Linked DNA regions of Homo sapiens: regions 1 and 2 are each linked to region 3. Evidence: chromatin loops called from intact Hi-C (ENCODE). Cell type or tissue: heart right ventricle. All regions are shown on one strand. Region 1 overlaps TCF4 (transcription factor 4). Region 2 overlaps TCF4 (transcription factor 4). Region 3 overlaps TCF4 (transcription factor 4).

Region 1 (5,000 bases), 150 kb after region 3:
GATCTTATTTGCCCTGCACAGGATTCTTGGAAATGTTAACTGAATGAATGAGGGGGCACGAATGCCCCAGTTGCCCTAAACTCACCTCTCCTTAACATCTGCTTCACTCATTCATACTATCTGGCTAAAGCCCAAAGTCAGGTGCATTGTCAAGGCTCTGCTCTATACTCACTGGTCACCACTGTGACCAAACTGTTAAGAGGGTAAGAGAAGGAGACACATACACATATCCACCAACACCTCCACCCACAAAGACAGGCCTCTCTTGGAGAATGGACAAAAGCCATCGATAGAGCCAATTTCACATCTCCATTGACATAGCTACCAATATCTGAGAAGATATAGCTATTATTTGGTATTAAAATACTCGGGTAGAGGACCTCCATATCTGTTCACATGTTACCAGTAGTATTTTTCAAGACGACAGGACAGTCAGCATGAGTGGCACAGTGACCCTAGAAAACTGTCCTAAACAAAGTCTATTTTAAAAAACAAGAAACTAAATACCATTACCAACTTGAAAGGCCTTAATTTAAAAAACCTTTTGGGCTGAGTTAGCATTTCACAAAACTCTTCTGCAGAATGTTCCACATGGGAGGTATTTCATGAAAAAAGGAGTTCTCTGGTCAAAGCAATTTGGGAATCATTACAAATAATATCACTCTCTAGGGGTGTTTTACAATATTTAATGCAGAATGGACTGAAAATAAAATTTCTATTAACATGTCTTGAAACAAGCTTTTTTTTAAAATGCTGGTCTACATTATTCTTTCAGAAGGCTCAATAGGAAAAGGGAAGTAATGTAAATGATAAATTACTGTTTTCTGAATTATATGAAATACATTAAAAGCAAATAATGGAATATAGTATAGGCTTCAATATTTACACATCTCCTTGATAATTCTTGAACACAGAAAAATGTGGGAAAGTTAATTTATAAATTACTTGATGAATCTTATTAATATATTGTTTACTTAAGTTTGTGTAAATTAATACAAAATTACACAAATACACAAAATACATATCCCAAGTAAAATATCCAAATACCAAAATGCCTTTGTCTCTCTGCAAAAGATGTGACAGTAGGTTCTTGCCTTCAGTTTTTGTAGTCTACAGTTTCTGTAGACTAGTTAAGCTAGTCCTTAATCCAATTTATTTCCCCAGGTCAAAGATCCTGCACCTGTCCCATCAACCCAAATATAAACAGCAAGATATATTTCACATACATTGAAATAATGTGAGGTGGTGAAACCAACAGACTTAGAAGATTGAAAAATATTGGACTTGAGGTCACATTTGATTTTGTAAATGTTTTCCTCATTTTTATATTACTTTGCATATACTCCCCTACTTAAATATTATATTCTTAAATAACTACTCCAGTTGGCATTGACAGCTAGATTTTTACTTCTCTGACCAAAACACAGCAATGTGATTGAAATATTATGGACACACACACACACACACACACACAGATTAGTCAGGCATGTACAACCAGGAAGAAAAAGAAGTGAAGCAATTTTAGTCAATACAAGCTCTTCTCCAACTAATAAAGTAACCACAAACTGTACATATATTCTATTTGAGAAAAAAAAAAAAAGAAATGAAAAACTGTGGAATCACATGAAAGGTGGTTTGGATGCACACAGAGGAAAAATGGCCAGTGAGAATAAAGGGACTTCTCAGCTAAATAGAGAGTCTTTTAAGATTAGTATTATGATTTAAGTCTACTTCAAAATGGTTTCAGCCTTATTAAAATTACATTAAAACTAGCCCTGATGCATTTGCATTTAAAGGGTTGCCTCACTCTACTTAGCAGGCGCTGAATTCAGTCCCCATTGATTTATAGTATTAGGGCACTACAATCACAGACATTTTTCAGGATAAAGGACAATAATACCCTGACCAAAAGGGTTTAAGGATGCAAGTCATCAGGAATGTGAATAAGAGAACTACATTTATTTGCACAGCAGAACACATTCACCTGCAACATTAAAACAACCCAGAGAATGCTAGACAAGGGAATTACTCTTCTATTACATGGAAGCCTTACCAGTAGGACCACATTCAATCATGAACATTGTACCCTTGTAAGAACATAAATCTTGAAAAGGAAAGAGATAATAAACTATTTTGTTATTTTAAAGCATCTCAGTTCAAGTTATTAACTTTGATCCTTTCAATCCTATACTAATAGAAAGGAGTACCTTATTGCAACATCTATAAAGATCTGAAACAGATAATGAAGCCTTTCTTTAAAAAAAAAAAAAAAGAAATCTACACAAAGAAACACAGCTCAAAGAAGTGGGAGTCTTTACTCTCTTTTAAAAGACTATAAATGCATTCTTAGGTCTGGTTCTTTAATCATCAAGAGCTCAACCACAGGGTTACTGGTTTATTATTTTAACCAATTCACAACCTGTTTGATTCAGACTGTTGACTCATTTAAGCCAATAGATAAGTTGTTTCAGTGTTTTGCACCAAGTGACTTATCAAAAACCTACATTAACATGAGAGAATCAAAAGCCAGAACTAAAGTTCCCATTTCTGTCACACTTAGCCAGCCCAAAAAGTCGGTGGAGAATATAAGAAGGTATTTGGGAAAAAAAAAAAAAAAGAAGGTATTTGAGATACAAAAGTTGGATACTTGGCCACTTATTTCTACTCCAACTGTAGAATAATTTAACTTTTAAATCTTGTCCTAAACATACATAGATGTGAAAGAACTTTAGAAGTTCAAAGTGTCACATAAAATCATTATATTCATTTAATTATGAGAGTTGTTCAGCAAGTACAAGGTTTTATGAGAGCTAATTCTGTTCTACAGTTTAGTTATTAAAAGAAAAATGTGAAGCTAAAAATTCCTGGGCTGCAAATAAATATACTTTTAAGGACCAATGTTTTTAGGAACAACCAAATCAGTTTTTGGAGATGTCACACTTTGTACATTAGTTTCAATATCAACACAGAAAAATACACATTTAACAGGCGTGACAAAAAAGGACAACAAATAAGATTGATGTTGTAGAAAACAATGTCAAAAAATTGTATACTAGGCAGCAATTCCTTTAACAGCAATATAATCTAGACCTAAGAAAAGAGCCATTTTCCACCGCTCTTTAATTATGAAAAGGAATTTATGTTCATTTTTTTAAATGTTGATTTCTGAATCATTTGAATAATTCACGACCTGTCCTTTACATGGAGGTGAGTGGTGAGGTCTTTTTAATTGAGGCAAGAATCATTTCCAAGAGTCGTCTGAGTTCTTCTGCATTTTTCCCTTTCCTAGGTTTGGGCATCAGGAGGTATCTTCAGGTTCTCTCTTCGTCTGCTTCCTAGTGTATAGCCACAAGCCTACTATACTGTGATACATAAAACCCAGAGATGTGGCAAATGAAAGTGGGAGCAACAAAACTACTACAGCGTAAGCCTGTAATGCAAGGCGGAGGAAGGAAAGTAAATGCTTAAAGTTTTCATACAGCTAACTCTGTTGATAGCTGCCAAGTAAAGAACCTAAATTCAAGTGCTTTATAATTGTTACAAATTGTGCCAAAGTACAGCGTGTTACAATAAATTATGAAGCTTATCTAAATTATAAAAGTAATTAAACTTTCCTCAGATACTCATAACTCTGCCCTCCATAAATTTTCTGTTCATTGCATATTCAATACCTATGTGTTCCAGTAAAACAAAAAAACTAAAAAAAAAAAAAACCAGAAGAAAGAACAATCTCCTAAGAACGATGATGCACAAATAGGCATACAGCATAATCTAAACTGCAGAAATGCATGAACAGTTCCTCTCAAGATCTTCAACCATAACAAATGTTAATAAAAATATTTATACTAGAAACAATTCTCAGCTTTTTTGAAGTTTTGTTTTCCTCTTATTATTATAGACATTTGTTTTAACATGAGTTTTCTCCTCCATCCCAACATTTCCTACTGCTGCATGATGCCATAAATCTTTGTTAGCATATTACTGTACAATCTGTCACAATAATAACAAAAATAATGAAAGCCATAGTAACCCAGTTATATAGTCCTTGCCACTTGCAAGAGTCCCAACTTCTTTATATACTCTAAATAGTAGAATATATACAGGATCCATCAATTGCTGAAACACAGCAGTCTACAATGGAATACAGCTGCTGCTGAGAATCAAACTGAACAAGAGCTGTAAAATTACAAAAAAAAAAAAAAAAAAAGTTTAAAGCCACAAGAGAATATATGGAGGATACCATTTCCAAGTTTAAATTTAAAGAAAGACCAAAAATGGCATCCTGATACTCGTAAGGCAAAAAAACATCGTTCTTTCTAAAGGTTCAACCATATTTCCACTGGGAGCAAATCAGCCGAGCAGGTGTGTTAGTGATGAAGGAAACCCTTATTCTATTATAAATATCTTCAATAATCAGCAAACATGATGAACAAATTTTTTAAACACATATAGGTTAAAGAACAAGTTTGTCAAAGGTTCCCAGAATTTTGTTTGATTTTTGTTTGTGTACCTAGTTTCTGAATCCTAAATTAGGCACTTCTATTTCAGTACATATTCCAATTTAACAAAAACATTTATTTTATAAACAGAAAAGGAAATGAGCTTGAATAAGATATATTTATGCAATTACCATATCTAATAGTCAATTACATGTCCTTATATGAACAGATAAATAATATATGCACATACATTTATCAATCTTGTCTATGAGGGAAAGAGAGAAGAAATTAAAAGAAGAGCAAACTATTATATACGGCATGCAGTTTTCATTATTTCATATTTGCATAAGGGGATACAATATTTGTCTTCAATAAGGCTACAAATTACAAATGATTAGTTCAGATCTTTTTAAACCAAACTAAAATATACAAGTTATTAAGTATATCATTCAACCTAGCAGTTATATTTGTTATAACTATTTACCTTATTTTCCTTATTTTATAAATTAAAAGCAGGAGGAATGTTTGAGTTCATGTAAAGCTATTAAAACATTAATTATT
Region 2 (5,000 bases), 160 kb after region 3:
TCTTCACAAAGGAGAACTGATTTTCACACAAGTTAAGGAAAGGAACTTATATTCAAGTTACATACAAGTTAAGGAATTAGCTAATTCATTTTTCTAAAACTATTCTTAATAGACAGGAAAATTTCACAGCATAAGAGGTTTCAAGCAGGATATGTAAAATGAATATTAACTTCATCTTAATCGACGACTTAAAGTAGGTATCCTGAGATATTCAACCTTACAGTGGAATACTTTGATTCCATGGTAACACTTCAATTTCTAAAATATCTACAGTTGACACTTGGTATGTGCCACCTCCTTACCAATGGATATGAATTACTTTTGATTTATCCTTATTCATTCTAAATGTCTCTTTTTGGAACTGCCTTAGTTACTAGTGCAACATTAGTATAACTTTGAGAATCCTCATGCAAGGTTATTTTAACAGGATACACCGCTAAAATAAAAGTGATCCTCACCAACAAAACAAAATAATTTAGTTATTTGTGTCAAACTTTGAAGGTCTATAGAAACAATGCAGTGGATATCAGAAATAAAAACATTCTATCATCATGCATTCCTGAAAATTCGAAGTTAGAAAGCCGAAAATTCGAAGTTAGAAAGCCATAAATTCAGTCTAGATTCTCCATATTTTGGGCATCATCAATTTCATCATCATCATCATCATCATCACTAGCCATCTTCTACACTTATGAACAGAATTTTCACATATTATTTCATTCATTCTCAAAAGCAACCTAAGAGGAAGGCCAAACAGGCATACTCCTCCTCATAGAATAGATGAATAAACTGAGCCCAAGAGGGTAAACAGAGATTCTACTGACAGCATCCAGATCTCTGACAGAAGTCCTTGTGTTATCCACGAATAAGTACCTAACTCTGACTCATAACTTCCAACAATACCTAGAAAAATAACCAGCTCAAGAACCGCAATTTTCAGGTCAAAGTACAGAATTTTTGTTATTCCTAACACATTCTTGGGGAACTCCGTTTCTTTAGGCAATATGGCCCTGTAGACTTAACAACATACAGGAGGGAGCAGAGATTGGCACAGTCAACTTTTCTTTGAAATCTATTCTAATGGCCGGGCACTGTGGCTCATACCTGTAATCCCAGCACTTTGGGAGGCCGAGGTGGACGGATCACTTGAGGCCAGGAATTCGAGACCAGCCTGGCCAACGTGATGAAACTCCATCTCTACTAAAAATATAAAAATTAGCCAGGTGTGGTGGCACATGCCTGTAGTCCCGCTACTGAGGAGGCTGAGGCACAAGAATCGCTTGAACCCAGGAGGCAGAAGTTGCAGTGAGACCGATCCACCTCACTCCAGCCTGGGCAACAGACTCTGTCTCAAAAAACAAACAAAAAAAGGAATCTATTCTAATTGCCCTAATGTACTCCTATCTCTGCTGCTCTCATATGTATTCGTTCTGCAACACTTACTGATCATCTATCAGGTAGCAAGGACATTGTCAACAATATAAGTCTGAATCCATAAATGCTGCTCCCATGAACTCTACAAAAAGATAAGAAACGTATACATGGGAGAAAAGAGAACTCACATCTGTTGAGCATCTATGAAGACTAAACCATTTCCCAGCTCCTTCCTTGAATGCTCACAACAGTTACATGAAGATGAAAACTGAAGAGTGCTAGTTACCAGTAACTTTTGTGGCACTAGGCTCTCCTATGAAAATTAGAAATCCTACTAATATTTGAGTAAAACTAGCTAAACATTTCAATCACTAAAGTTATCACATGCTAATAAGTATAGACACTGTAATTCTTCAATGCTTTAGAGAAAAATATGATTATACCATTAACAATTTAATCTTTTCCTAGTCATTTTAATCTGCCAAGGCTTTGATTTAGAAACAAAATAGAGGAGGCAAATCACTGTATTGCCGAACATTGGTATCAATACCAAAAATAAACTGAGGCACACATACAAAAACTGACAGAGCTATAACATTCTCGCTCATGCATATTCGCTGCCCCTCTCTGCATCTGCCCCATACACAGTGTGCCCACACTGCCTCTAATTTGTGTTGTCTGTTGGCAAAATGGACTGTAGTACCAACTTTAAAAACCAATCGAAGTATTAAAACAAAACAGACAACCTCTCCCATATTTGGCAGAAAAACCGTAATTCAAATGTTCCAAGCCTCCCCCAAGAACAAGCAATTATAAGGTGCAGAAAGGCAATGGCTTTAAAACAACATGCTAATCCTAATATTAGTACCTTGAAAAAAGGAAAACTGCCAAGATGCTGGAATAGTGCCCAGTTATCCGTCTTACCTACAGCAATAAAACTGTCCTATAAATGTGAACAAGACAGTTAGGATACATTTTGGGGTTAGGTTATTGGCATTTTTTTCCACCTCACCATTCCCTAGGAGAATAAGCCTGACCTATGGAAGCAAAACACAGCAGATGGTAACTCAGCCCAGTACCAAGAGTACTTAGTCAATCCAAATAATTCACACAAAACTGAAGCAAGATGTTCAATGATTTATGGCGCTAATTTCACAAGAAAATTATGGAATCCTTCTCTTCAATAGAGCCACCTTTTTATTGTCATATGCTGGATAGCTAACTAAAGTGTCTAAAAAGCAATATATTATTATATTACTATCAACAATACATAATAATGACATAATCATTAATAACATAATAATTATTATAGCTAACACTTATGCTGGGTACTCATGTAAGTAATTTACAAGAAATAACTTATTTAGTCCTCAGTATGATTCTATGAAATAACTACCGCCACTGTACAGATAAGAAAACTGAGAAAAAATAGCAACCGGGCCGGGCGCGGTGGCTCACGCCTGTAATCCCAGCACTTTGGAAGGCCGAGGCGGGCGGATCACGAGGTCAGGAGATCGAGACCATCCCGGCTAAAACGGTGAAACCCCGTCTCTACTAAAAATACAAAAAATTAGCCGGGCGTAGTGGCGGGCGCCTGTAGTCCCAGCTACTTGGGGGGCTGAGGCAGGAGAATGGCGTGAACCCGGGAGGCGGAGCTTGCAGTGAGCCGAGATCCCGCCACTGCACTCCAGCCTGGGCCACAGAGCGAGACTCCGTCTCAAAAAAAAAAAAAAAAAAAAGCAACCAGAACAAATAACTATGACATGGAGAACCAACCTTCAAATCTGGGAAACATACACCCAGTCCATGTGCCTAACTAATCCAACAGTATAGGAGTGGGTTTAATCTAAAGATTACTGCAAAAATGAAAAATAAAATGTATTTGCAGGAAATAACACTAGACCTGGATTCAGCTGACCTGACTTGTTCACTGTGAAACCTCAACAGAGACACCTCTTTGAGAAATGGTTTCTTCATCTCTGAAATGGAGTGAATTCAAAGCTGGAAAGCTTGTGCTTCCAGTTTTAAAGATCAGATTCTAAGGATAAAGCCTAAATCTGAGTTTTGCTTAAAGACCAGAACACTTTTTATCATTGTTCTAGATCAAGAAATACTGATGACCTGCAGTGGAAATCAAACAGCAGCAGTTTCTCTCTGGTTCAATGATCCTCATCCCACGTGATTCTATCATAAAACTGTACTTCCTCTCTTTGCAGAGAGGATTAGGCTACTTACTAATAAGTGTAACTCCAATAAACCTAGGAGGACCTGAGGCTGCTACTTCCCAGTTCCCAAGTCAAGTCAGGCTTTTGATAATATATTTTATTTATACACACACATATATTCAGATGGAATCATCCAATCAGCTTCCTGATTCTAAAACTGCATTTTCTTTCTACAAAATGAACCCAAATGTCCAAAGGAAAACCATCAGCTAGGATAATACACACACATTAAAATGTCCACATGCAACACACACACACACACATATACATACCCCACACACAAAAATATTTCCACAAGCAAGCATGCATTCATTTATTTAAACATAATCACAGTACTCACTCTAAGAGAGGGATAGGTTTTAAGATCTCCAGCAGATGCCTGAAACCTCAGATAGCACAAAATTCTATATACGCTATGATTTTTCCTATGCATATATACCTATGATAAAGTTAGTTCATAAATCAGGCACAGTGAGAGACTGACAACAATAACTAAGAGTAACATAGAACAATTATAATATACTGCAACCTCAGCATATGATCTTTCTTTTTTTTTTCTTTTTTTTTTTTTGAGATGGAGGCTTGCTCTGTCACTGAGGCTGGAGTGCAGTGGCACAATCTTGGCTCACTGCAACCTCCGCCTCTCAGACTCAAGCAATTCTCCTGCCTCAGCCTCCCAAGTAGCTGGGATTACAGGCGTCCACCACCACGTCTGGCTAATTTTTGTATTTTTAGTAGAGATGGGGTTTCACCATGTTGGCCAGGCTGGTCTCGATCTCTTGACCTCAGGTGATCCGCCCGCCTTGGCCTCCCAAAGTGCTGGGATTACAGGCATGAGCCACCAGGCCTGGCCTTTTCTTAAGTGGGGAACTTTGCCCTTGTAACTTATAGGATGCACTTCATGGCTTTCTTTTGGCATATCTGAATTGCCAGATTCACTACTTTTGTGCTTTGGGGCCATAGTTAAGTCAAAAAAGGGTGACTAGAACCTGAGCACTGCCATAGTAACAGTCAATCTGAAAACCTAGAGGTGACTTATAGGCAGGGAGTGTCTGGAGTGTGAATCTGCTGGACAAAGTAAGGATTCATGTCCCGGATGAGATGGCAAAGGACAGTGCAGATTTCATCAAATGGCGAGCAATTTAGAACTTAGGAGTTATTTCTGGAATTTTCCATTTAATATTTTTGGACCACAGCTGATGGACAGTAACTAAAACTAGAGAAAATGAAACTACAGATAAGGGGGGCGGGGGGACTACTGTATTCTAATTATCTTTTTTGCCTACCTAGGGGTTCCATATTTTGATGCAGTTTAGTTGGATATCAGGCAACTACACATGGGTAGACAAAGAAATGAACACCTTTGCACCTGAACAGCAACAGCTAAGGGGACACACACAG
Region 3 (5,000 bases):
TGCTCCCCTGGACTGCCTGGCATACTGATTTGCTTGGGCAAAAGTTATAGGACATGACTATACAGAGATACTGATGATCACTCTACAGTGAAATGAAATTTCTGAATATTAATTTATTGTAGATAGTCAAATACTTGCTAACTTAATGACAACCTTGCTGTAGAGAGCTTTTTGGTCTACAGAGTGTCTGAAACGCTAGGCAGCATAGACAGCACTATGGTTAAGAACACAGAAACTTTAGAGACAGGCTGCCCAGGTCTCACTCCCAGCTCTGCCACTTACTATGTGTGACCGCAGACATGTTTCTTCACCTCTCTGTGTCTCATTTTTAAGTCTCTTGAATAAACAGTAGTACCCATCTCACAGGATTTTTATAGGAATAAATGATTCAATAGATGCAAATGATGTAATAGTGTACCACTTAGAACATGGAATAAGTACTCTGGCATGGAATAAGTACTTTGATAAAGGTTTGTTATCAGTATATTGACACCACCTTATTATGCAGGCACTATTTTATACCTGCTTTGTAGACAGAGAAGCAGGTTTGTGACCTAACCAAGGCCACTGGGTGTGTAAGTAGAGGCTGTCAGACGTTATACTTGAAAGGTCTTTTTATGTCTAGTGCAGTGTTTTTTCTACCTTGCTACACCACTTTTACTACTATATTCATTCACTGGAAATATATTTCAGAGTAATACGCATAAGTAAAGCAGTGAGTCTGGTTTCTATAGGACAAAAAAAAATGTATCTAAAACATATCCCTCACTCTCGTAAAGGTGGTGACAAGTGAGTAAGGGCAATCAGCTTAAGGGACAAAAGTCCATGTGTTACACTTTGTGGGTTATTTTATTTTTCAAATGCATGACTTTCTCAAAAGGCTACACGGTATACTCTTTAAAATGCTAAGGTTATTCCTACAAATTGTGACGCAAGTGACACAAGACTGCAAATTTCATTAAACGTGAAGAATCTCAGTTGAAAAGCTCCACGATTTAAATAAGAATACATAGAAGAAAAAGACATGTTCCATGTTACATGGTGTGTCTAGTTTTTAGCTGCAATGAAAAATACTCTTTGAATAAGTATAAACGGAGAAAGGAATGAATGAATAAATGAACATGCTTTTTTCCCCTTCTACCTGGGCACTCCCAGCTTGTTACTGTCGGGTTTCACTTACATCAATATTGGGTGAAGTTACTGATATATTTACTAAAGGGAAAATGAAATAGCATTTATTTGTAAAATAATTACTGACTGCAGTTTGAATTTTGTAATCCCAACTGTATCTGTTAATAATAAATATTTTTAATTCCATTTTCTTTGCTGTTATCAATTAAGCCACAGATTATATGTGCCAATGTCTTATACACCTCTAAAAATAAAATTCATATTAAGATACATGAGGGACCCCAAGGTTCTGGCAATGCAATTTCACTCCTGAATCATATGCCTGAGTATTAAATGGCAGAATTTCGAATTTATTTTATGTAACAATACTTTCAAATAGTACAATAGATACAGAACTGTGCTTTTCTACTTGACCAAATCGTTTAAAAAATTTAAACTAACTCAACAAGTCTAAATAATCAGGCCATAAACATTCTCCTAATAAATTTCAGCTTTAGTAGTAACGCAAAATGAGCTAAACACTGCTGCCTCCTTAGACAATTTTTTTCTTATCCTTTAACGTCTTGAGTTATTAAACTTTCTTAAGCTAGAGCTCCAGTTTTTATACTCCACTTGTTATTAAATTATTTTGTACTTCAAGTTCGTTTCATAAAAAGCAAGCCAGAAAATATTATTGTACTGTGTTAATGTACCTGAGCACCTGTGAAACAACCCAATTCTCCAAACAGGGTTACTTGAAAACATTAATGCTAAGAATCTGCCACCTACTTGAAACTGCTTTCTCATAGCAGCTAATGATATAATGATATACTGTGCCAATCGGTAGAATGAAAGACATTACAATATTATTATAAGCGTAATTCAGGAGGCATATTTAGAATGATATGGGCCATGGAGGGAGGAGGCTCCTGTAGACACTTAGGTATTCTTTCTCAGATGCCATCAAAATAATTGTTCCAAAGTAGCATTTTCCTAAAATCCCTAATGGTAACAGTGACACTTTTTGTATGTGTATGTGACGAATGACACCAGTTTTCATGATTAAATGTACTTGCAAAGGTCATTTTTATGAGAAAATATAAGTCTTTCTAATATGGCTCCATGTTTCACAAAGGAAATGCCCTTTAATCACTGCCAACATATGGCAACACACTGAGAAATTTTCTTTACAGTTTGCTATGAAGAGAGCTTCACTACGAAATGTTCCTATTTCCTGCTCTACGGAATAATCAAAATAAATTTAGTGAAATTTAACACACACACAGTTCCTCTTCTTATTACTCTGGAAGTAAGCACTTATATATCAAGTTTCATCCCTAGTGGCTTATTTATGATTAATTCCTCAGATGACAAAGTCAGACAAGAGACAAGAGTGGGTGTCACTAAACCACTTAAGTAGAATTCTTAAAATGTTCCTTTCAAAATACAACTTGCACATTCTTTCAGAAGTGAAATCTATCCATCTCACCAAATCATAAAGCATCTTTATTTTCAACCCTGAAATTTTACAAAATGCAGAAACTTCTGCACTACCTTAACTTCTCTGAAGAGGGAGTATATGCTCAAGTAAAGCATCAAACTCCTCAAATAGCTCTACACCTATGCAGCAGCTGCAACTTAAAAAAGAATCACTCACATGCTGCTGTTTCCAGATAAAATAATTAAGTATTTAAAACTATAAGTTTTGCACCACATTGTATAAAAGCTCCTATTCCTTTAAAAGAAGCACACTCATACACATGGGTGCACACACACACGCGTGCACACACACATCCGGGGATAGTAGAAATTGATCAAGGCTGAAAATCCTGTGCTATTGCTTTGAGGTGCAATTTTATGTTCAGTTTAATAATCCAGTGCAGTTATGTAAAAAATCAAACAAAAGCCAAGACAAAGCAAGTGTCTGTCAACAGCCTGACAAGTATGGATTCTGCCTTAAGAAAATACAACTTTGACAATTCTTGAAGAGACTCCTTATTCTTTTAGGATTACTGCCACATCTTCTAAGAGAATCTTATTTAGCCCTCCAATTCCTGATTCATTACTTTCAATGAAAACCTTTAGAATTATTCAAAACCAAGAAAACATAGAAAATGCAGAAATTGTCAGTGATCTGGAAAAAAGGAGAACATTTTGCTATGTTAGCAAATAAAACTATTTCAATCAATTAAATTTTAAAAGTTAAAAAATGGTATTCAATCAAATTATCAAGGCATTTATCTACATTATTTCGTAAATATAAATTCACAGTTAAGCTGGATGCCATAGAAAAAGGTTTTATTTTCAAAATACATGCAAGCCCTGTTATAATTCTCTCTGGGTAAAGCAGCCCTGCAGTGGTTTCCTACACTTCTCAGTAATTTAAACCACTCTCGAGTCCAAAACTTCACACCAAAATATACTCTTCAGTGAAAATGATAAAGTTCAAAATAGCAGTTCCCAGAAATGTATTTCTCTTTTCTCAACAAGTCCAGTTTTACACTAAATGCTATTATTGTTTATGTTAGCAGCTGCTAACATCTTAACGAAAGTCCTGATAAATCTTAGCATGCAAAATACTATTTTGAATACTTGATTAAAAATAAAAACACATTGGAGAGTAGGAAGATACATCAGGCACCACTCCTTAGAAGAGATCACTGAGTAGAAAAATGGGGTGCTGCTGGCCAGGAAGGCTTCTTTCTGGGGGAAGGAATGAACTGGTGGTGTTTTGTTTGAGTGTTTGGGGCATACAACCTTTTTGTTTGTAAAGATAAAGCAGGAATAGCTCAAAAATACACAAACCTTTCATCCACAGTTAACCTTCATGCTTGTCTTTTCCTTTATATTTCTTCTCTCTTTCTATCTAAAATATGCACACCAGAAGCCTTCTTTCTTAAAGGGTGCAGGATTGGGCTTCAAGGCAGAGAAGAGGAGGATAGTGGATGAAGGAGCTCATTATTCCAAAATTCCAAACAAAAATTCAGAAATCCTTGAGCAAACTTCTGGGATATTAGAATGCCTAATAGTATGTATGTTGAGTATGTGCAAGCCTCTTGTGTGCTTTCTGAAAAATTTTTAATGGAACAAAAGCCTCCAATCAAAACAAATATAAAGATTCTCCTATATTTTTTCATATATCAGCAATTCATAAAAATCATAAACTCTATAGTCTCAATGTGTAATAGAGAAGATAAGATTGGTTTTCACAAAAAAAAAAAAACGCACATGCTGAACTAGAAGTCTGGTTTAGCAAATTCAGCATTAACTGCACACACACAAAAATACTTTCTCTGTCATGAATATTTTCTCAGCTTTCACTGTTCCCCATTGTCATGTTATATATGCCGTGTAAATTGTGTGAATAGTTTTGTCCTATTTGAGATGACTTAATTGTGCCACTCTTAACCTCCTTCTTGCCTAAACATTAATAAGCACAATTTTAATATCCAAACCTCATATTCCAATATCTTTAATTAGAAAATGGGCACACTAAGTTTAAAAGTGAATACTGAGAGCTATCTTAATATTTTAAACACTTAACAATTATACTTCTTCACAAAGTATCTATCCCTGCAGGGATGAACCTTGAAGAGTTTCCTCCTTTTACGTCTTACCACACAATCGGCTACTTCCAGACTTTCCTAAAAAGGATAGAGCCCAGATGGCTGATATTTCGTTCACTTGTGATCGATATCATATTTCAATAAAACTTTCATCTTAAAGAAAATTGTATTATTACTTGTTAAAATTTGTTGACATGAAAAAGCATCGTTCTGATTTCCCTATGATCAATTTCAAAAGTGATGTAGGAAATTATATATTTCTGAGTTCAGTACTGATTTTTTAAATCATACATAATTTCCAGCCCACTAATAAGGAAAAAACAG

The links. A loop is a pair of places that touch in the nucleus more often than their neighbours do. Peaks named below come from ENCODE experiments on the same cell type or tissue, not always from the same donor. Only the 100,000 strongest peaks of a DNase experiment are listed, where the experiment ranks them.
Region 1: it touches region 3 in a loop (2.2-fold over the local background); 8 of 110 quality-filtered maps call a loop at or near these places.
Region 2: a loop joins it to region 3, with 2.3 times the contacts of the local background. A loop is called at or near these places in 7 of 110 quality-filtered maps.

The regions. Positions count from the first base shown.
Region 1 is chr18:55,492,709-55,497,708 of GRCh38, forward strand. The region is part of intron 3 of TCF4 (transcription factor 4); the gene reads right to left. Among named protein-coding and RNA genes, the nearest start is that of MIR4529, 16 kb to the left of the region's middle. In heart right ventricle, no CTCF peak of the experiment used is centred here; no DNase peak of the experiment used is centred here.
Region 2 is chr18:55,502,711-55,507,710 of GRCh38, forward strand. All of the region lies in intron 3 of TCF4 (transcription factor 4), which reads right to left. Among named protein-coding and RNA genes, the nearest start is that of MIR4529, 26 kb to the left of the region's middle. In heart right ventricle, no CTCF peak of the experiment used is centred here; no DNase peak of the experiment used is centred here; H3K27ac peaks cover 2,599 bases.
Region 3 is chr18:55,340,976-55,345,975 of GRCh38, forward strand. The region is part of intron 8 of TCF4 (transcription factor 4); the gene reads right to left. Among named protein-coding and RNA genes, the nearest start is that of TCF4-AS1, 110 kb to the right of the region's middle. In heart right ventricle, a CTCF peak has its summit at 2,669; no DNase peak of the experiment used is centred here; H3K27ac peaks cover 2,352 bases.